Regions from separate parts of the Homo sapiens genome. Here region 1 is linked to region 2. A link is a loop called in an ENCODE intact Hi-C map of the cell type or tissue named here. Cell type or tissue: A673. All regions are shown on one strand. Each heading gives the region's core, and the rest is flanking DNA. Links, peaks and the distances in the headings are about the cores only. Region 1 overlaps ANO5 (anoctamin 5). Region 2 holds the start of ANO5 (anoctamin 5).

Region 1 (11,861 bases), core at 1,362-9,361, 51 kb before region 2:
AAAACAGAATCAGAATATGGAAGAATGTTATAGTCTGGAGCCTTGATTTTGTATTCAGACAGGCATATATTCTAATTTTGGCTCCACTGCTTTCTAGACATGTAATTTTGGTGAAGTTACTCAACTCTCTAAACTTCAGTTTCCATATCATTATCATGTTTTAACACAAGATGGTGCTTATGCCATACTGCAAGGACTGATACAAGGATTAAAAGGGATAACAGATATAAGTAGAAAGCCAATTAAACGGAATTTAACTTTAAAATTTAAATAAGATAATTTGGAAAGCCTCTGTATTATAAAGAGAATTTAAATGGTTTTTAAATAAACTACAGAATATTCTACAATGTAATTTCTAGGAATGAACTTAACAAATCAAAACCATATCCAAAATCTGCATGGACTTTTGCTTTATCTCTCTAAAACTGAAAACATTTCTCTGACCGCATTGTAGATATACATTTCCATCTTTCTCCAAGTTTGAATCTTGGATGTTTACAGGATTGTGACATATGCAGCAGGCCAAGGAATTAAACATGACTACTTTAGCAAAAATTCTATGAAATATGCAGCCTAGCTCTTGGTTTTCAAAGAATTGAAAAGTGACAGCGTTTATCGGCACAACATTTTAATTCTCACAACCAAGTGTTTTGTTTTTAACTTAGTACCCATTTAGGAATGAGAGAAAGTAGTTTTCTCCTCCTCAGAAAGTCAGGTTTTCTTGTTGTTGTTGTTTAACCTGATTAATCTTCCTCCTTATTCATATAGATCCCAGCTCACCAAATCTGTGAGTCTTTCCACAGTTTCCTAGGCAGAAAGATGTGATACCTTTTGTGTTCTAGTAGCATGCCATATGATTCTGTGAAAGTACTTAATATTAAATTGTAATTTCTATATATGCTTAACAAGAACACATATCTGAACATAAAGGTTATAAACATTTTTTCTCAATGAGATTTTAAAATGTATTTATCATATTCAATATTAACTTTATTGAACATCCCATTCTTCATATTTCAACACTCTTAATATTAATAGGCATCTTTCTGTTTATCCTGTCTTTTTTCATTCTTTTCAGTGATGATGAACATTGTTGCATTGTTAATTTCCCTAATTTGGTTTTCCAGATCACTATAAACTTGAAATTAAATTATAATGCCATCATATTCCCTTGCTAATCTGCCATTCACAACTTCCTTAGCTTACTCAGAGTGAATGAACTTTTTCTCCCAGTTTTTTTCTGAAAAATGTAGAAATTATTGTAATAGTACATGACATCAAAATCAGAAAAAGTACAAAAATATATTTTATGAAATTTACTGTTTACCATGTCTATTTTTAATGTTTTAAAAATGGCAGAATCAATGTTATTAGAAATATAATATCAACATTATTGCTATAGACTTAACTTAAAAATTCTTTAAGTATTCATAAGGAAACTGGATATTTCAACAATCTTAGTTTTAAAGTACTACTTTTTTCTCCTTTTCAATTGTCACAAGTCTTATTCCTTGAGCATAAAAAACAAAATCCCTCAAGAACTCTAAACCTGTCAAAAAAAGAAATTGCTGAGAATTTACTAAATGAAATCAGGTAAGTATTTATTACATGTGGAAATATACAAATTATCTTACTAAACTTTGGACTTGGGTATCTAACAGTAACAGATTAACAACGAAATAATCTTTCAGGATCTCAGAAAGCAGGAGATATTTCTTAGATTTGCAATATGGTAAAAATGCATACATTATTGAAATCACATTTAATATTTAATTTAAACTATCTTGTTAGTCATAACTAAGAAAATAAGAGAAATCTAATAACATGAGACACTCTACAAAAGCTCAAATATAGGGAGAGCCTTCTTTTGAGTATTATTTTTTAGAAAAATATGCCATATATTTAAATCTATGATCTTTTTTAACCTGTCCATTTTAATTATTAGACTTTCAACTGATCTGTGGCACTGCACCATTTAACACAGCATCTGATAGGTAGATGTGTGTTAGATACTGTGTGAGGGGACTGCTCTCATTTTGTATTTCCAAGATGTAATATTTAGTTGAAGACATAGTAAATAATCAAAAGAATGATGATAGAATTAAATTGAATACAATCTTGATAAATCAATCAATGCAAACATTTTTTTCTAAAATGACTTATTTTTACAATGAATCCATAAACATCTGAGAAACTTAGCTTCAGTATTATCCTCACATTGTAATAACATTATCTGTACCACACATATATTTAGTCTATGCTATTTAGTATGTAGCAGTATTTCAATTTTGTTTCTAAGCATTAACATACAACATATGGATATCAAAAACAAATTACCTGAAGTGTAAGCTGGAAGGAAAAAAAAATGAGCTGATAGAGCTGATGTGCCAGTGATCAGTCTTCAACTTTATATGCTCCATCAGCCCATTTTTCTCAATCTTAGCATTGCCATTTTCCCCAAAAATATTATCTAATGTGACAAAACTATCTGTGCTCAAAAGGCAGAAAAACCACTTCCAGATATCTGGACATTAAAGTGATGTTTGGTATAGAGGTAACATGAAATATGTGAAATCTAGGAACTCAGATTCCTATAAACTGTATCTCTTTCTAGACACCCTATCATTCTGTCTTCCTTATTTTTGTCCTCCATATCCAATAATCCATTAGGGCCAATGAATTCTGTCATAAAAATATTTTTTCTAATTCATAGTCTCCTCTCCTTCCTGTTGTCAATGCCTTGAAAAGACCTCCAAAATTTATTGCTGGACAATTTTAACAGCCTTTACTTCCCTGAGTTCAATCTTATATCCATCTAAATTATCTTTTGTTTCCAATAAAATGATGTTTCTAAAGAAAAATTGAGCAATATCCTTTTCTTCCTTCAAAGCTTCATCTTTTTACTTCAGCATTGTTCTTCAGGATTTTGTTCCTGGTGAACATTCAAATCTTCTTTGCCAACACTCCTACTTGAAGAACTAAACAAACACACAATGCTCTTGTGTGTTCTCTTTGCCTGAGATATTCTTACCTAACTTCTTTCCCTACTATACTGCTACTTATCTTTCAAGACATAGTTCAAAAGCACTGTGAAGCTTTCCTAGAGGTTGTCATGAAGATAGGTGCTTTTCCCTCTGTATTTTGTTTGGAGTATTACTGTGCTGTAACTAATACGCATTTGTGTGTGTTCCTGCAAACAAATTCATGTTAGGAAACCACCATCTGATTATCTTTGTAGGCACAGTACCTTGCTTGATATGTAGTGATGCTTAATAAAGTCTCATTAAAAGAAATGTGTCAATTGTAATTATGCATATATGAATAAATTCTTTTCTTTTTTGCTTTTTTTTTTTTTTTTTTTTTTTGAAACAGGGTCTCACTCTGTTGTGCTAGGTTGTAGGGTAGTGGTGCGATCTCGGCTCATCGCAACCTCTGTTTCCCAGGTTCAAGCAATTCTCCTGCCTCAGCCTCCAAAGTAGCTGAGATTACAGTTGTGTGCGCCACCACGCTGGGGTAATTTTTGTAGTAGTAGTATTATTATTTTTTAGGTAGAAACGGGGTTTCACCATGTTGACCAGAATCGTCTCAAACTCCTGACCTAAAGTGATCTGCCTGCCTTGGCCTTCCAAAGTGCTGAGATTACAGGCAAATTCTTTCTATTTTAAGAATATTTTAACTTTTATCAAGTCTACCCACAAAACCTTTACTAAAACCCATGAAATCAACAAGGAGAGGAAAAACACCCAAACCCAATACAGGCCTTCAGTATCATGACAGAGAAAGTCATGATCCTCAAATTACCTGCAACTAAGGAAATAAAAACAACACCTGCTGCTACAAACCTAAGACACAGGAGAGAGGTGAAGATGTTTAAGAAATTATAGGGGAAAAATGTAAAGTAGGGTGGAAAACATAAAGAAACACAGCTAAAATAACCCTAGAGAAAAGTTTAACTAAATGCCCTAATGCAGAATATATGTTTGGATTTGGTCATTTATAATCTATAAGAAAGGATCTGAAAAGAGTGAGACTGGAAGTGGCAGCCTGAGATAAGCAATATTTCTTGAGAAGAATCAGATACAAAGAGAAGACTGGTACTCTTTGGAGGAGTGTCAGTAAACAGAAAAAAGAAAATAGGAGAGTTAGAATCTCGTAGAAATGAAAGAAATAGGCTGCGCAGGGCAAGGGAAGATGGGTGCCCACAGCTGTGAGACTCACAGGAAGCTTCAGGTCCAGCACACACAGAAACAGATTCTCCCTCACTCCCATTCACCAGGTTGAGCATCCCTCATCTGAAAATTCGAAACACAAAATTCTCCAAAATCTGAAACTTTTTGAGTGCCGACATGATGCCACAAGTAGAAAATGCTACCCCTGACCTCATGTGATGAGCCACAGTCAAAACACAGGCACACAATGAGAAAATGACATTTTTAACACTGCAGAAAGGTGTCTACAGACAACACATTGAGAATGTGTGATGGACTAACAGAGAGGGGCACTCTAGTGCTAGAAACTCTGTTTATAAATTAAAAACAAATTGAAATAGGTAGGCCACGTCCATAAAAAAACATGCAAAACAAAAGCAAAATCAGAAAATGTGAAGTAAATAATTTAGTCTGATAATTCTCCCCAAATAACATGAAATTGAATAATACTGTAATAAAAACCTAAAAACAGAGTGAACTCTTCTCAAATAAATATTTGCTGATACAAGAAAACCCCAGAAATATAAAAACTAAAAAAAGGAATAGAGAAGAGTGGAAAGATATAAAACAAAAATTGATTGAACTCCAGAGATAAGTAGAGCAAATTATAAATCATATCAGATCACATCAGAAGTAATACTGAAATTAGCAAGTAACAAAGGAAACACAGACACAGTGCCAGCGATCAGAGGGGTCTCCCCCAGGATCCCGAAGCATACCAGCAAGGAGAGAGGGTCATCTCTCTTTTCACCCCACCACAGAGCACTGCTGTGAATAGGCAGAAATACTGAAGCGCTGCGAGGCTGAGCCTATCTGCTGGCTCTTACTCCTAAGTGCCATCTACTGGATAGTAAACCAAATTACAACACCAAAAACATTCTGCCAATATACAAAACTGTGAAACCCAAGGCAAGAATCCAGCTACAAATAAAGACCCTGTACAGAGCCTTGGCTCTCTGAAAGCACCCAGTAATGAAGCCAATTGACTATACTCAACTTATACTACAATTAATGGAACACCAGCCCTCTCAGGCAAGAAAGATTCAGTGCAAGAACTCTGGAAATTCAAAAAGTCAGTGTCCCCTTACCTTCAAATGAGCTCCTCAGCAATGCTTCTTAACTAGATGGTAACAACAGAAATGACAGACATACAATTCAGAATGGAAAGGACACTCATCGAGATTCAAGAGAAAGTTAAAACCCAATCCAGTAATCCAGGAATCCAGTAAAACAATCTAAGAGCTGAAAGATGAAATAGCCATTTTAGGAAAAAACAAAACTGAACTTCTGGAATGGAAGCAATCACTACAAGGATTTTATAATACAACAGGAAGCATTAACAGCAGAATAGACCGAGCTGAGGAAAGCATCTCAGAGCTCAAAAACCAGTTCTTCAAATCAACTGAGCCAGACAAAAGTTAAAAAAAAAAAAAAAAGAACAAAACCTCCAAGAAATTTAGGATTACATAAAGAGACCAAACTTATGACTTATTGGCATTCCTGAGACAGGAAAGTAAACAACCTGGAAAAAGTGCTTGAGGATATAGTCTATAAAAATGTCCCCAATCTCACCAGAAATTGATATACAAATTTAAGAAAGATGGAGAACCCTGATGAGACACTATATCCCCAAGGCACATAGTCATCAGATTCACCAAGTTCAACACGAACAAAAAAATTTAAAGGCAGCTAGAAAGAAGAGTCAGATTACATCCAAATGGAAGCTCATCAGGCTAGCAGCAGACCTGTCAGCAGAAATCTTACAAGCCAGAAGAGATTGGAAGCCTATTTGTAGCATCCTTAAAGAAAAGAAATTCTAACCAAGAATTTCATATCTCATCAAACTAAGCTTCATAAGTGAAGGAGAAATACAATTCTTCTCAGACAAGCAAATTCTGAGATAATTTTTTACCACTAGACACGGCTTACAAGAGGTCCTTAAGAGAGTACTAAACATGGAATGAAAGAACAACACCTGCTATCACAAAACACACTTAAACACATAGCCCAAAGACACTATAAAGAGACTATACAATCAAGTCTACAAAACAACAAGCTAACGACATGATGACAAGATCAAAATCTCACATATCAATACTAACACTGGATGCTGAGATGCAAAAATCTATACACAAGATCAATGAAACCAAGTATTGGTTCTTCAAAAGAATAAATAAGACAGACCACCCTAGCTATATTAACAAAGAAAAAAAGGAGATCCAAATAAGTCCAATGAGAAATGACAATGATGATATTATAACTAATCCTACAGAAATCAAAAATCCTCCAATACTATTATGAAAAGTTCTATGCACATAAATTAGAAAATCTAGGAAATGAATAAATTCCTGGAAACACAAAAGCTCCCAAGATTAAACCAGGAAGAAAGTAAAAACCCAAACAGACCATTATAAGTTTTGAAATTTAATCATTAATTTAAAAATCTACCAATCAAAAAATGCCCTAGACCAGATGAATTCACACCCAAATACTAGCAGATAGAAATACAAAGAAGAACTTGTAACAACCCTGCTGAAACTATTCCAAAAACTCAAAAAGGAAAGGCTTCTCCATAACTCGTTCTATGAAACCAGCACCAGGCTGATACCAAAATCTGATAGAGACACAACAACAAAAAGACAATGTCAGGCCAATATCCCTGATGAATACAGACACAAAAGTTGTCAACAAAATACTAGAAAACCAAATCCAGGAGCACATCAAAAAGTTAATACATCCGATCAAACTGGCATTATTCCTGAGATGCAAGGCTGATTCAACAAGTGCAAATAAGTAAATGTGATTCACCACATAAATAGGATTAAGAGGAAAAACTATTAACATATGATCATCTCAATAAATGCAGAAAAAGCTTTTGATAAAATTCAGCATCCCTTTCCATTCATGATTAAAAAACCCTCAATAGTCTTGGTATTGAATGAACATACCTCAAAATAATAAGAGCCATCTATGATAAACCCACAACCAACATCATACTGAATGGGCAAAAGCTGGAATCATTCCCCTTGAGAAATGAAATAAAACAAAGATGCCCACTCTTACCACTCCTATTCAACATAGTGCTTAAGTCCTAGCCAGAGGAATCAGGCAAGAGAAAAAAAATAAAAGGCATCCAAATAGGACAAGAAGAAGTAAAGCTATCTCTCTTTGTTGCCAAATGATTCTACACCTAGAAAACCCTAAAGACTCCACCAAAAGTCTCCTAGATTTCATAAATGACAGATGAGAGAGTTCAGTAAAGTTTCAGGACCCAAAAGCAATGGACAAAAGTGAGTAGCTTTCTATATGGCAATAATGTTCAAGCTGAGAGTCAAATCAAGAACACAATCCCATTTTCAATAGCCACAAAAAATGAAATATCTAGGAATACAGCTAATCCAGGAGGTGAAAGATCTCTACAAGGAAAACTACAAAACACTGATGAAAGAAATCAGAGATGACACAAATAAATGGAACAACATTCCTTGTTCATGGATTGGAAGAATCAGTATCATTAAAATGGCCATACTGCCCAAAGCAATTTACAAATTCAATGTTATTCCTATCACACTACCAATGACATTTTTCACAGAATTAGAAAAAGCTATTCTAACATTAACATAGAACCATAAAAATGGCCAAATAGCCAAAGCAATCCTAACCAAAAAGAACACAACAAAGAACACAACTGGAAGCATCACACTACCTGGCTTCAAACTATGCTATAAGGCTATGGTAAGCAAAACAGCATGGTACTGGTAAGACACATAGACCAATGGAACTAAACAGAGAAAGCAGAAATGAAGCTGCACACCTCCCACCATCTGGTCTTCAACAAAGCTGATGAAAACAAGCAATGGGGAACGGATTCCGTATTCAATAAATGGTGCTGGGATAACTGACTAGCAATATACAGAAGAATAAAACTTGGACCCTTATCTTTCACCATATAGAAAAATAACTAAAGATGGAATAAAGTTTTAAATGTAAGACCTCAAACTATAAAAATCCTAGAAGAAAACCTAAGAAGTATCTTTCTCTACATCGGCCTGGGTAAATAATTTTTGGCTAAGTCACCAAAAGCAATTGCAACATCAAAAAATAATTGACAAGTGGGACCTAATTAAACTAAAGAGCTTCTGCACAGCAAAAGAAAGTATCAATAGAGTAGACAATCTACAGTATAGGGGAAAACATTCACAAACTACACATCCAACAAAGGTCTAATATCCAGAATCTATGAGGAACTCAAACAAGTCAACAAGCAGTATCCAAATAACCCCAATAAATAATTGGCAAAGGACATGAAGAGACACTTCTCAAAATACATACAAGCAGCCAACAAACATATGAAAAAATGCTCATCATCACTAATCCAGAGAAATGCAAATCAAAACCGCAATCAGATAACATCTCATACCAGTCAGAATGGCTATGATTAAAAAGTCAAGAAATATCAGATGGTGGTGAGATTTGGGAGAAAAGAGAACATTTATACACCGTTGATGGGAATGAAAATTAATTCAGCTGCTGTGGAAAACAGTTTGGAGCTTCTGCAAAGAACTTAAAACAGAGCTGCCATTTGACCCAACAATCTCATTACTGGGCATATGCTCAAAGCAATATAAATTGTTCTACCAAAAAGATGCACGCACCTATATGTCCATTGCAGCACTATTCACAATAGCAAAGACATGGTATCAACCTGGGTGACCATTAATGGTGGAGCAGATAAATAAAACGTGGTATATATAAACCACTTGTAAGTGGGAACTAAATATTGAATACACATAGACATAAGGATGACTACGATATACACTAGAGGAGGTAGTGTGGGAGAGGGGTGTGGGTTAAAAAACTCCCTATTTGTTACTATGCTCACTACTTGGGTGGCAGGATCTGCACCCCAAACCTCAGCATCGTGCAATATACCCACACAAAAAACATGCATGTATACCACTGAATCTAAAATTAAAAAGTTGAAATTATATAAAAAAATTGGGACAGCCTAATGTTTTTCAATAGAAAAACAAATAAATGAATTATGAAAAATTTATAATAAGGCATTCTGTGTTCCACTAAATAGTATCAGATAGATCTTTGTGTATTCATAGAAGGACATCAGTAATATACTATTTAGTGAATAAAGAAAAATATTAGCATGAAAGAGAAGAGAAAGATGCCATTGCTCTCAGAAAAAAAAATGTTTCTGCTTTTTTATGCAGGAACACAAAAATAGGACTAAATCAATATTATCCAAATCAAGCCTAGTTATTTTTGTGGAGTTTGATGAAGGTAGAATTTCACTTAAAACTTTGTTCATCTCTTAATTATTTGAAATGTTTTTGATAAATATTCTGGTTTTATAACTTAAAGTATTAAATGATTATTATTCAAAACAGTTAAAATAGCCATTCAAGAAAGAGTTTGCATGATTTATCAAAAGCCCCAGTTTATAAACTGACTAAGTGACATTAATTTTCCAAAATGTGTCCTCTAGTTTGACTTAAACATACTGTTGAGATAACATTTCAGTTGATTTGGATGGATCCATTCAAATCAGTCTCATGAAACAGATACTGTGATGCTGTGTAAGCATAGCAATGCAAGTATAAATCATCAAGGAAAAAACACTGCCTATAGTAGCAAGAGATCTCTAATCTAATAGTTCATTGAATAAAATCATATGTCTCCTAATATCTTGTATGCTTGTAGTATTGCTATGCTTTAAAGTGATAACCTGCAACCATAGTCTTCTTGCTTAGCTAATGAAACTATCTAAAGGATTGAGGTCATAGAACAAATGTCTTCACAGCTCACTGAGAGCACACACACACAAACATCCATACACAACCTTTGTCTTATGTTCCAAATTTCTGGACTCCAAGAGAAACAAAAACTAATATGTATTAAACACTAAGTGTTAGCCCCTATGCTAAAAAGTAGTAATATTGCTATTCCCGTTTTACAGATAGTATAGATATTATAACTAATGTGCTAAAAAGTAGTAATATTGTTATATCTATTTTCATAATGGTTAAGTAACTTGACCAAATTTATATAGCTTTCAAGAGACAGAACTTGGATTGGAATTCAGCCTAGCTAAATGCTAAGGTCTAACCTCCTAACCACCATACTATCGCTGTTGTCTTTCATCAGTTTAGCAACAACATTCTCCTAAATGAATTGCTAATTTATAGTGTAGATATGAAATCAAGAAGTTGTGAAATGTAGTGGGAGAAAATAGTAGTAAAAAAAATATTATGCCATTGTGAATAAAAATCACATTATCAAGTTTTAATTGGTCTGATCCTGTGTATGAAACTTACTTAATCAAGTCTAAAGGCTGCTCCTTGTAGAAATAGGAAAATCGAGCCCAATTCTGGTGAAGTGTGTATCTTTCATTGGTAGGATTGGGAGGTTCTGATGGCTTCCAATATTGGCCCTGCAGATATTCAAGAGGAGGGTACATAAAAGACGAAGCAAAAGACAAAGACGAAGTAAATAAACACTGCTGTTCTAAGAATGTTAGTAAACAAGGGTATGTTTTCTTTTACTTTTAGATTTCATATTCAATTGATGTGAAATTATTTCATAAACTAATAATATTTATTTATTAAATTATCACACAAAGCTATCTCAAAATGCAAGTAAAAGTATAAGACTTTGGCTTTACTCAAGCTATTCTTTCACCTGGAATGCCCTTTCTTCTCTACTCAAATCCTAATATAATATTCACGGCCCAGAGAGCCATATCACTATACAGCTGGATAGGACTTTAGAAATGGGCTAACACTTTTTTTTATAGATGAAAAAATTAAACTTCAAGGAACATTAAGCAACTAATCCAAAGTCATACTGCTATTACTGGAAGAGACTCCTGTTCTGTCCTCACTGATAGCCATTTCCCAAAGAACTTAAAATATTACAACAAACTTTAGCATTTAAGGGGCTTGGTATTGCTTGATGCATAAGTTCTTTTCCCATTGTTAGATACTGACTAATATTATTAATATCTTTTCATGGCCTAGCAAAGTATTGTGTACACTGTGGCTGTTTAAGACATTCTGTTTTTACTGCAGACAAATGAACTGCTGAAGGCAGCACTGAATAAATATCCAGTTTAAAATTTAGCACGTTGGAGATATACCTAACGTTAAATGATGAGTTACTAGGTGCAGCACACCAACATGGCACATGTATACATATGTAACTAACCTGCACATTGTGCACATGTACCCTAAAACTTAAAGTATAATAAAAGAAAAAGAAAGTTAAAAAAATAAATAAAATAAAATTTAGCACGTGTGAAAATCTTTATATGATAAGGTGTTAAATTTTATATCACCCAGATTCCAACTTTTTTCTTCTTCTGTAGGTAATCCAACTGAATCTTAAGAAATTAAACAACCAAAAAAGCAGCCTATGTGGGTATTTTGAAAAATGATTCTGTAAAGCACATAAGGGAAAATCCAGTGCCTAACACTGCATTCAGAAGTAAAGAAAGATTAAAAAGTAAAATCACCAGTAAGTTATAGCTATCTCCAGTGATAGCTCAGTGACATCGAATTTCCAATGAGCCTATATGACTCTACTGAAAGGCTACATGCATAGTTTAAAATTGCTGATGACTGAAGACATTAGTTTGGCTTT
Region 2 (11,861 bases), core at 2,087-10,086:
ATCTTTCCTCCTCCTCCTCCTTCTTTGCTAATAGAACCTCAATTATATGGTGTAGTAATGTACTCAAGCAAACAAAACATTTCCTAGCATCCATTGCAAGAGTATGACATAAATTCAAAGCTCTCAGCTGTCATAAGTGGTATGTCTATCTCATAATGTTTGTGTAAGCACTAAATAGATAATGCATGTACTTGGCATATAGGAGGTAAGCAGGTGTTATTCTTGTTGATATTGTTGTTATTATTCTATTCTACTGTTAAGCTTCAAAACTGCTGTAAATTCCTTGGGCTAAGTTTCAGAATGTCAGAATAAAATCGAAATAACTCCTTCTGTATTCAGATCTTTGTGTTGCAGGATCTGCTCTTAAAATGTTTTACTCTAAGCAAAACATGAAAACTAACCAACTATAGCTATACCACTTAACTTTCTGAGTGCAGGCTTTCTCATGTAAAAGATACAAATCTAAAGGGAAATGCTTGAAAAATATTAAACATCATGCAGTATTATCATCAATGGGTTTTACCCATGATTACTGCCTAAACACATAGCTCAAAACTCAGTTGATCCTGATCCTGATCATCTCTCGTTAGATCTGTGAATGAAAAGGAGACCAATTTAGAATGGCTTTACAGTGAATAGATAAAGAATAGGATTCTAAGAAATACAAGCCTTGTGTCTCAAGATATGATAGTTAACATTGACTTAGAGAGGCTTTTTTTTAAGGACAAAAACAGTCACTATTATGCCAAAGAACAATGCATCAAACAAAATATAGTTCCAATCACAGAACAATCAAGCAACTGCAAACCTTAAGCTAGGTTTAAAGAGTTTTACAATTCTATTTTTACAAAAAGAAAGTTGAAAAACTGCAAACACTAGCCCCTCTTTTTCCTAATTATTTTTGTTCCATTTAACATAAAACAAGTAGGTGAAAAAATATTTTCAAGCTGCTATTAAAATTTGATGCGATGCATTTATTTGAGAATGTGGAAAAGGGACAATATGAATCCCCCAGATTACCTCCTATTATTACTAGCTCTCCTTTCACACTTTAACCTTTAAAATTACAGCTTTCTTTCTCTAGAACTAACACTGTTTCTTCCCTTTCTAACTCTTGCTTATTTTTCACATTATATCAGCCTAGACCTCCTCCTTTCAGGCCTTGCCTGAAACCTCAACTGTCCCCTGGATTGGCCTCCCACCTGCTCCCATACCACCTTGAATGCAGCCCTCTCTGGACACCTAGCTCAAATACACATCCCTCCACAAGACTGTCAGCTCCAGAGAACCAACAGAGACACATTTTGTCAACTGCATCCTTTTGTGAAACATCGGGACATTCAAGAGGATAGATTTACTTCCACACACACCATGCTCCCTCTCACCCCTGCACACTTACTGCTCGCTAGCTCTCTCACATGTATGCACCCTTGCAATTAGATGTTCACACAGACCATAGACTCAGACACTTTCATACTCCCTCATGGAGTATAAAGATGCTGTGACTATGCATAATCACCAAAACCTCTGTCAAAACTGAGGCCTGACTGAAGAGGCAGGATTTGAAGCCAACAACTCTGTCAGCTTCTTTCTATTCCTCCAACTTCCTCTAAAATGAATGGATAGCACTATACTCTCCCTGCGGGCTAGATTCCAGGGATATGAAAGATTTGGTACCAATCACTGTGGAGAATCATCAAATACTTGCCAAAAGTAAAGCCAGCCTAAAGACTGAGTCTTGAGTTTTCACTGAAAGCACATGACTAAGAATACACACTCCAGCAAATCCACAGCCCAAAAATAGCACTTGTACTTACCAACTGGTCTTCTCAGTTTACACTCTTACTAGCAGTATAAAATAAAATATTTCTAATCAAATATTAACATTACTAAAGACGGATGGCTTAGTTGGACACAATGCTTAACATAGCCGTAAAGATGCAAACAACCTAACGTTCAAGTTTTAATCTGCCTTTTCCAATGCTAAAGTCTCAAACTGTCTTTTCCAATACCAACTGTATCATAAATCAGCTAAAGCATAAACATTTCTTGAGGCTATGGTGAGCTATGATCACACCACTGCACTCCAGCCTGGGCAACAGAGTAAGACCTCAAAAAAAAAAAAAAAAGTTAAATTCCAGCAATGACATTTTACTGGCAATGTTTGTTTATGTAACTAATTAAGTGCTCTATTAACTTCTGCCATTAGAATTTCATTTTTAAAATTAGAAGATAGTAGGAAATTAGCCAATTGGAGATCACTGATTCCTCATGTGTTTAATTGTGAAAAAAGTAGAGAAGATGTAATAAATCTTAGATCTATTAAGTCTAAAAGGCAAAATGTTATGTTGTCTCTCTTACAATCAATTTTATAAATTAACTCTCATATTCAGTATTTAAAGGTGATTTAGAAAGCACATACAAAATCAAGGCTTACCTATATGGGTAAATTTAGTCTAAAAAGTCTTCTTATATTTTAAAACATAGAAATGAAAGTAGCTATTAAAAATTGATGCTCTGGAACTTGAATTTTTCAGCCTTCTTCAGCCAACACTTTTGTTTTCATAACAGTGTCGTTTATTTTATTTTTATTTTATTTATTTATTTATTTGAGACGGAGTCTCACTCTGTCACCAGGCTAGAGTGTAGTGGCGCAATCTTGGCTTACTGCAACGTACGCCTCCCAGGTTCAAGGGATTCTCCCACTTCAGTCTCCCGAGTAGCTGGGACTACAGGTGCATGTCACCACACCCAGCTAATTTTTGTATTTTTAGTAGAGATGGGGTTTCACCATGTTGGCCAGGATGGTTTCGATCTCTTGACCTAATGATCCACCTGCCTCGGCCTCCCAGAGTGCTGGGATTACAGGCGTGAGCCAACACACCCAGCCAACAGTGTCATTTAAATCCAAGAGAAAATATATCTGGAAGCAGAGTTCTAAAAATCCACTGGAATGTTCATTAAAAAAAAAAAAAAACTCTCATAACAATGAACTTTTCATACATCTTAGTGCTATGGTTTAAATATCCCTCCAAAACTCATGGTGAAATTTAACTGTCATTGTAATGGTATTAGGAGGTAGAGCCTTGAAGAGGTGATTACGTCATGAGGGCTCCATCCTCATGAATGAATTCATGCCATTCTCATGGGAGTGCAACAGTTACATTAGAATTGGGTTCCTAATGAAAGGATAAGTTTGGACACATTTATCTCTTGGTCTAATGTGCTCCCTTGACCTTCCAACATGTTAAGAGGCAGCACAAAGGTCCTTGTCAGATGCCAATACCATGCTCTTGGACTTTCCAGACTCCAGAACCAAAAGCGAAATATTTTCTTTATAAATTACCCAGGCTGTGGTATTCTGTTATAGCAATAAAAAAAAGTAGGCTAAGATACCTAATAAGAACACAGGTCTCAATAATGGGCAGTAAAACTAAACCAGCAAAAGAACTGACATGCTAAGAAACATCTAAAAATATACGAGTCATATGAGTGGCCTGAACTATGCTGCTCTTTAGGCCCTGATCTCATCAATGCCACACTTCCCTGATGCTTGGGTTCTGGTTCTTTGAATATATCTAGATACAGGAATTTGGGCAGAATGCAGTAATTAGTCCCAGCCATCAAATATACGGTATTCCTCATCAATATCTATTTCTCTCACCTCCACCCTAATCAGAGGCACAATTTGGATCACATGTAAGCATAAATAGATTACAAAGGCCCTTTTTTAAAATGGGGGAGTGTGACTGGGCATTGTGGCTCACATCTGTAATCCCAGCAATTTGAGGGGCCAAGTCAGGTGGATCAGCTGAGCTGTGGAGTTCAAGACCAACTTGGGCAACAGGGTGAAACCCCATCTTCATAAAAAAAATAATAATTAGCTGGGGAGGTCGTGGTGCAGCACCCATAGTCCAAGACACTCCAGAGGCTGAGGTGGCAGGATCGCTTGAGCCTGGGAGTCAGAGGTTTCAGTAAGCAGAGATGATGCCCCTGCATTACAGCCTGGGCAATAGAGCCAGACCCTGTCTCAAAAAATAAAAAAAAAAAAAAAATAAGGGGGGTATGCTTCAACTGACACCATTAAGAACATAGAATGATAACACTCAGAATGGGAGGAAATATTTGTAAATCATATATCTAATAAGGGACTTGTATTCAGAATATATAAAGAATTCTTGCAACTCAATAATGAAAAATACAACTAAATTTTTGTAAACAGGCAAATGATCTGAATAGACACTTCTCCAAAAACGTGAATAACTAATAAGTATATGAAAATACTTGCTACATTAGTCAGTAGAATCAAATCACAATAGAATCAAAATCACACTGAGATACCACTTTACAACCACTAGGATGGCTATAATAAAAAAGACAATAACAAGTGTTAGTGAGTATGTACAGAAATTGGAACCCTCATACATTATTGATGGGAAGGTAACATGCAGATGCCTGGAAAACAGTTTGGCAGTTTCTTAAAATGTTCAATATAAAGCTACCACATAATCCAGCAATTCCACTCCTAGATATATACCCGAGGAAAATAAAAGCATATGTTCATATGAAAACTGATACATCAATGTTCATAGCAGCATTATTCATAGAAGCAAAAGAAAGTGGAAATAACACAAATCCTACCATCGATGAATGGATAGGTATGCTATATCTCTACAACGGAATAGTATTTGGCAATTAATAAGAATGATGCACTGATAAAAGCTGCAGTATGGATTAACTTCAAAAACGTTAATCTACGAGAAAGAAGCCAGTTACAACAGACCACATGTTGTATGATTCTATTTATTCGAATGGTCTTGAATAGGCAAATCTATAGAGACAATAAAGAGATTACTGGTAGGAAGTGGGGAGGATGGGAAGTGACTGCCTAAGAGGTTTCTATTTGGGGTGATGAAAGTGTTCTAAAATTAGATTATGATGATAGTTACAAAACTCTGTAAATACACTAAAAAAAATCCAACTTTACACGTCAAATAGGTGAATTTTACAGTATATAGATTATATCTCAATAAAGCTGCTTAAAAAAGGGAACGAGGAGGATGCAGTAACACACGGTATTTCCCGGTGCCTTTGAAGACTGAATAGTAATGATCAGATCTTTTGTCACTTTGGAAAACTGTTTCTGTGTTTAAATCCAACACTAAACAAGACATGAAAATAAAATATCATTGAAGGAACTGGGGTCCTGGAGATAGCAGCAAAATAGTATGTGCATTTTAAGGAAAATACATGTATTAAAATAGGTCCACGGAATACAGGTGGTGTAAAGGCTTTGGCAAACAATGGATAAATATTTCTCAACGGAACTAAAGGGCTTAATGAAAGCTGTTGAAAAGCAACAGCAGCAGCAGCAGCAGCAGCTTTTCCAAGTGCCTATGGCTCTCAGTATCTCAAACTGATAGATTTTAGGATCTGCTACTCCTACAATTAACAAGCATCTCAAAGCATGATAAGTAACGGGCAGAGAGAGTGAGGTAATAAGACTCAAGGACCAGCTCCTTACACGTGGGATAGCTGTCTTGCACTCTATACTGCTGCTTTTTTTGGGAAAGCCTTCGTTTCCATTGGCTGGGTTCGGAGACCCAAGCACTGCAGCGCTAGCCTAGCAGCCCTGAATTACTCGGCGGTTCCCAGGCCTGCAGGGGAGCAAGGAGGGTGTTCCGGAACCATAGGGGTCACAGGTCGCAGGTCCCTGGCGCGCAGGAGCAGCAGAGAAATCTGTGGGGCGCCGAAACCAACCCCACTCACCCCAGGCGGGGGACTCTGCCCCGCAGTCCCGGTTTCGCGCTGAGCACGCCACGCAGCGAACCTCCCTAGGACTCAGGCCGCAGGGCCGCCAACGTCCCCCGGGGCCTCTGCGCCGCGGGTGGAGGGGTGCAGGCAGCCAGCCTGGCTCTCCCTTGACGCCTCTTGGCGCGGTCCTACCTTCCTCCGCCAACACTTCCAGGAGATCCGGGTCGCCCATCTTCGCCAGCTCGTTAATGGCACTGGTGCCTGAGAGGCAGCAGGAGAGGGGCAGCTGAGACAGACGTGGAGATCTGAGGCAGGTGCTGAATCTGACTGTGGGCCGCCGGAGTTGCTGCTGCTGGACTTCTAAGGGCCTGCTCTTCCTTCTGCAGGCCTCCTTCTCCTCCTCCTCGGACTCCACCGTCTCTGGGCGCCACAGCCAGCCGGCCTTCCTCTCCGGCGGGTACTTCCACTCGACCCGGTCCCCCACAACCTGCTTCGCGCGCTTGGCCCTGCGCTTCCCCACCCTCAGCCGGTAGCGCTCCTGGGCGCTCTCCCAGTACTTCTCCAGGCACCTGTCCCTGTGCCTGCTCGGCAGCTGATCCCGCAGCCGCCACTCCTCCCGGTGCTCGCCAGGATCCTTTCCACTCCTGCCCTCTGGCAGCTTTCCTTTCCCCTTCGCTGCGTCCCTGTTTCCACGCCTCTTTCCCCGCCTCCAGACCGCAAGACCGGCCGGCGCCCCACCCTCGGAGACCGCCATCTCCCCGCCCCCCGGCCCGGCTGGCTCCACGCTGGCCCCCTCCTCTCCGCTCAAGCCGTCCCCAGGTCCCTGCTCTGCCGCCTCCCGCACCTCCTCCGGACATGCAGCCTCCCGTCCCTCCTCGGGACCCGCCGCCCCCCGGCCCTGTTGGCCGGCCTGCTCCATTCTGTACAGGCTTCGCACGTCCTTTTCCACTGGGTCCACCCACGACCAGGAATCCTGGTTCCCCAGGGCTGCCGCTTCCCTCCTGTCGGAATCCTCCTCCTCCGATCCCCAAAGGGGGTCCCGATGCTCCCTCAGCCGGTTGGCCGGGTCTTCATCGATCCGCTCATGCGTGCCACTCGGAGAGAACCCCTCTCCCAGTTGGGAGTTACTTTTGGTCTCGTGGGGAAAAGTCCCTCTCCCTTAAAGGAACCCCTCCCTTTTAAGGCCGGCTCATGGCCCGAGACTCCAAGGTGCCAGCAGCCCCTTCCCCATAGCGTCTGGAGCGGGAGTATTGACTTTTCTCCTGGCCCTGCCTGCTTCCTGGGTTCCCAGCAGGATCTCTGCCCTCTACAGGTGGGGGAAGGTCATCCCTTGTGGCCTGAGTTCCAAGTCAGCCTCTGCCCCTTAAGAGTTGGATAGTGTGGGGCAAGTTTCTCTAAGTTTCAGTTTCCACATATTTAAAGGAGAATGATAATAGTACCCACCTCCTAGGCTGTTGAGAGAAGCACGGTGCACAGTCCTTGCCACAGAATGTGTTAAACATTTAGCTGCTATTAAGATTAACCCATATTATAGTCCAGCTGGGATGACGCCTGTCATCATCTCAGCTGGACGATATCGCTTGAAAGCTCAGGAGTTCAAGACTAGCCTGGGCAACATAGGGATACCCCTGTCTCTACAAAAAATTGGAAAATAGCCAGTCATGGTGGCAGGCACCTGTGGTCCCAGCTACTCGGGAGGCTGAGGTGGGAAGATCGCTTGAGCCCAGAAGATTGAGACTACATAGAGCCACAATCATCCCGCTGCACTCCAGCCTAAGTGATGGAGAGCAAGACCCTGTCTCAAAAGAAAGTAAAGAAAAGAAAAAAAGAAGAGGGAGGAAGGAAGAAGAGAAAAAAAAAAGAAAAGAAAATTAACTCATATTACATTGATCCCTACTCCATTTCAAAGGGTTACTTTGTTTCCCCCCTCCACTTCCTGCCCACCCCAACCAGAACTTTAACCTCAAGCAGAATGGGTCGTTCTACTCCTCACAGGCCCCTCTGCATTGGTTCTGTGTTTTTGAGACCCGATCAACTGCCAACTACACAATAATTGAGAGACTAGATTCACTGTCTAATGGCGGGGAAATAAGACTGATGATGAACTAACAGTGAGGTAGAGGTCTCAGCTGAGAGCCTTGAGTGATGAGGAGGGAGTGACTGTATTAGTCTGTTCTTATGCTGCTAATAAAGACATACTTGAGACTGGGTAATTTATAAATGAAAGAGGTTTAATGGACTCCCAGTTCCACATGGCTGGGGAGGCCTCACAATCATGGCAGAAGGCAAAGGAAAAGCAAAGGTGCGTCTTACATGGGGGGAGGGCAAGAGCTTGTGCAGGGGAACTCCGATTTATAAAACCATCAGATCTCCTGAAACTTATTCACTATCACTAGAATAGCATGGGGGAAACCACCCCCATTATTATCTCCACCTGGCCCTGCTCTTGACACGTGGGGATTATTACAATTCAGGGTGAGAATTATTACAATTCCCTGGGCATGCCACGCAGCGAACCATATCAGTGACTCTGAGTTTAGGATAAGGATGGGGTGATTTGAAAGTTAGGATGAGGTGACCAAAGAAGTCTTGACCTTTCTTCATTTTTCTGCTACTGCATTCCCCTCCCCACCCACCATTCTATTGATATTTCAGAACTGAGAATCACCTTTTGCAGATAAGGAAACAGGCCTAGAGAGAAGTGGTTTGGTAAAGGTTATGATTAACCACGGAACTGGAAATCAGTTTTGCCCCTATACCTTACTTTCCTGCCTATATGTCTACGAATACATGAGCTCTAGTCAAGTGATTTAAGACTATAGGTAGGCAATTCCCTACTTGATGTAATTTGGAATTGTGTTTGAAAGGTGACTATACATAAGCATAGATTTACACATTAAATTATAATGACTAATTGTGATAGAAGTGTTTGGTTATCATCTCTTGATTATTAATCCTTGTTTGGGCTTCTAAGAAAATTTCTACAATATGAATGTTTTCTAATATTTTTCCTGAAATCAGGTATTTTTCTAGATGCTGTGGACATTGTGAGTTAAGAGCTGGGGAGAATCTTTGCTTTATATAGATGAAGTTAAAATAAAGAAAATAAAATTATTTTTCTAGTATTTTATATAATTCCTTGTTTCATGTTTTTTTATTCTGTTCTGTATTTGAAATGATGTGTATGAGAAGACATTATATGTTGATGATTTTGCTCCATACTAAATGAAACATTTTCAGGCTGAATTTGCTTAGATTGTTATCAACATGCTTTAAACTTTGTTAGCAAGAGTTGAAAACCAGCTGTGTCCTTCTAATAAAGGTCTGGGTTGTGACCATAACTCTTTAGATCTTGAGAGAAATATTCTCTATATTCATATCATTGACATATTTTATATTGCTTATACATTTATACTTTTAGGATATGCCCATTTTCTCCTCCATCACTATACTCTGCCTCGTTAGATACAATCTTTAACCATACATTTCCAGAATTACGTTCTGAGTAATTTATATGTGTTCCTTTAATGTAATTGAACATTCAGTTAAGTATTGAATATAGCCCAAAAGTTGTCTTTTTTTAACCATCCAAATGATTTCAGCCTTTGTTTAAATTATTACAAGCATCTGGTAACACTTTTTCTTATTTGCCTTTTATATCTTATCCTGAGTAGTATGCCAAAGTTTTTAAACGATCATGTAAACATAGTTATAAAGATATAAATGGTGATATTTTGGAAACTAAACTATCAACTGGCACCTGACAGTATTTGTATGCCTGCTAATCAGTAAAAGTGTGAATTCCCTGTAGGAAAGGCATCTCAGGAATGTAAGTGTACAGTATGTGAAAAAAAGAGCCTAAGCTGTATGAAAGTTAAATGTACACTCTTGAGCAACCCCTGCATGTGAAGTTTTTATTATTCTAGCAGGCTGATTGAATCACTGAACTTAATCAGATTAAAGAGCATAAGTTTACAAGCTAGACTCCGAAGACTAGTAAAGGCCTCAGGAAGCCACCTAATGAATATATTTTCCTTCTAGTATTTAAAGCAAGGATGTGGTACCTCCCATCTGTGGCCTAGATTAGTTTGCTTTTTTTTATTTCTTCACATATCAAAACTTTGACTCCTGGAAGTTCCATCCTTTCGGACTTCTTATCATGCAATGGTTTTCTTAACACCTAAAAATTTCATTTATTCCATGTATTTTGAATATCTCTGCAGTTCACATAAAATGCCATACTCTAATACATGGAGCATTGTGCAGGAGTGAAAAGACACACATTAAATCCTTACCCCTTAATAAGGTGGGCAGCACAGTGATTATGGACAGATGACTTGGCTTCTTTGATCCCCAGCTCCCTTCTCTGGATGTGAAGTTTCTTAACTTGTTCCAGCCATTTCTCAGGTTGTTGTAAAAGTCAAATAAATCCTATGCATGAAAGGACTTTGGAAACAATTAAAATGTACCAAAACATGAAAAAGTTTTATTGGCTGGCAGAGGTAAATTTAAAGTAATAGATTTACCAGAAGGTAGGAATAGTAGTTGAGGGTGTTGTTTCCCCCACACTCCTACAAAATGCTGCTTCCACAGTTTCTCTGGAATTTGCAGTTACTTTCTGACTCTACATATTCACTACTCCCTGGTTTCAGAGGAGGGTCCAAATCTCTTTATTTTCCAAATTGATCACTTTGAATCCTGACATTTTTAGGCCCCAGACCTTAACAATAAGCCTCAGTCCTCTTTACTAGCTTGTTCATTTCTGCCTGCCATCTTTCATTCTTCTCGGAAAAAGCTCACTTTATGTGCTGATACCTGGAACCCTACTGGTCATCAGAAAATGGGGTTTAATACTTGGCAGTCACATGCATGCTTGATATTTCCCAATCTCAATGCCTAGGGTGGCATATCCCCTCTGTCTTGTAACCAGAAAACTGTCATTTGTCCTCAGACTACAGAGATCATGGAGAACTGTTCAGCAATAGATATGGAGCAAGGAAGCATTATTCTCTCCTACGCCTGCATGGAACAGCAACTGAGGTTACAAATAATACTCCCGTTTTCAATCTATCGATGGCTTTCTATCACAAACTATTTTGTGGACTTAGGGAAAAATCAAAACATAGTTCTTGTCTATAGAATTGCAAAAGTTCTATTTACATGATGTGGCCCTAACTAAGTCTCCATTATTATTTCCCACGTCTCTCTCCCTCCCCAACTACCCTCCAGCCATGGTGTCATACTGCTGTTCTTCAGACATAACAAGCACTTTCCCATCACAGGGCTTTTGCACTTGCTGTTCCCCTACTCCTCCTAAAGATCTTCATACAGATGTTTGATGGTTAACTGTCTTACATTATTCAGTTTTTCATGCAAATGTCACTTCCCTGGAAACAACTTTGCTGACCACCCTAAGGCAACAACCCAACATCAGTATCTGCTTACTCTGTGTTGTTTGTCTTCACAGCAGTAAAGACTTTCTGGATTTTTATATGTGTTTGTTTATGCATATGTGTTAGCATATAAACTCCATGAAGGCTGAGGTTTTGTCAGTTCTCTTTATTGTTGTATCTGTGGTACCTAGAATGGTGCCTGACACAGAAAGGTTCTATATAAATGTATGTTAAATGAAGGATTTGACCAAGGAGTATCATCAAATTTCCTATTGCCTGAGGTCAGCCAGTAGCTGACTTCTCTGTTGTCCCTTGCTTTCAAGCAGCTGGTTGAGTAATTGTATTATATACATTGGGTGGCCAAGTGCCATTCTGAGAACTAATTTTCTAGTTCTAAAGAAACTATAAAATTGATCGGAAGAAACTACCAGAGCCAACAGTAATTCAGGAATTCATCCCACCATCTGAGCACTAACGTTTTGACTTTCCTCTGAAGACAGGTGCTAGACCTTTGGCAAACAATGGCAGCAAATGACAGGAAGGGGTGAGATAAGACCTATTTTGACTTAGCACTGCTATATTCCTATGGTCACAAGTGTTTCATGGTATAATCACATCCTCTTGTTTAAGTGGCATATGCTTAGGATTGTTATTTTTCTTTAGCATACACATAAACAGGGGCCAAAATTGAATTCAACTGCTGTATATTGGCTA

The links. Peaks named below come from ENCODE experiments on the same cell type or tissue, not always from the same donor. Only the 100,000 strongest peaks of a DNase experiment are listed, where the experiment ranks them.
Region 1: it touches region 2 in a loop (2.0-fold over the local background); 6 of 110 quality-filtered maps call a loop at or near these places.

The regions. Positions count from the first base shown.
Region 1 is chr11:22,238,361-22,250,221 of GRCh38, reverse strand. It overlaps ANO5 (anoctamin 5), which reads right to left. Exons shown (of 22, transcript NM_213599.3): 9 at 10,538-10,653. Among named protein-coding and RNA genes, the nearest start is that of ANO5, 51 kb to the right of the region's middle. In A673, for the core only: a CTCF peak has its summit at 5,056 (motif pointing left); a DNase peak (open chromatin) is centred at 5,011.
Region 2 is chr11:22,187,618-22,199,478 of GRCh38, reverse strand. ANO5 (anoctamin 5) reads right to left here and starts at 6,394. Exons shown (of 22, transcript NM_213599.3): 1 at 5,947-6,394. The coding sequence starts at 5,986. RefSeq lists enhancers at 5,577-5,766, 6,017-6,106, 6,757-6,826, 6,857-6,916, 7,147-7,236 and a silencer at 6,527-6,576. In A673, for the core only: no CTCF peak of the experiment used is centred there; DNase peaks (open chromatin) are centred at 5,588 and 6,458; H3K4me3 peaks cover 2,791 bases; H3K27ac peaks cover 1,441 bases.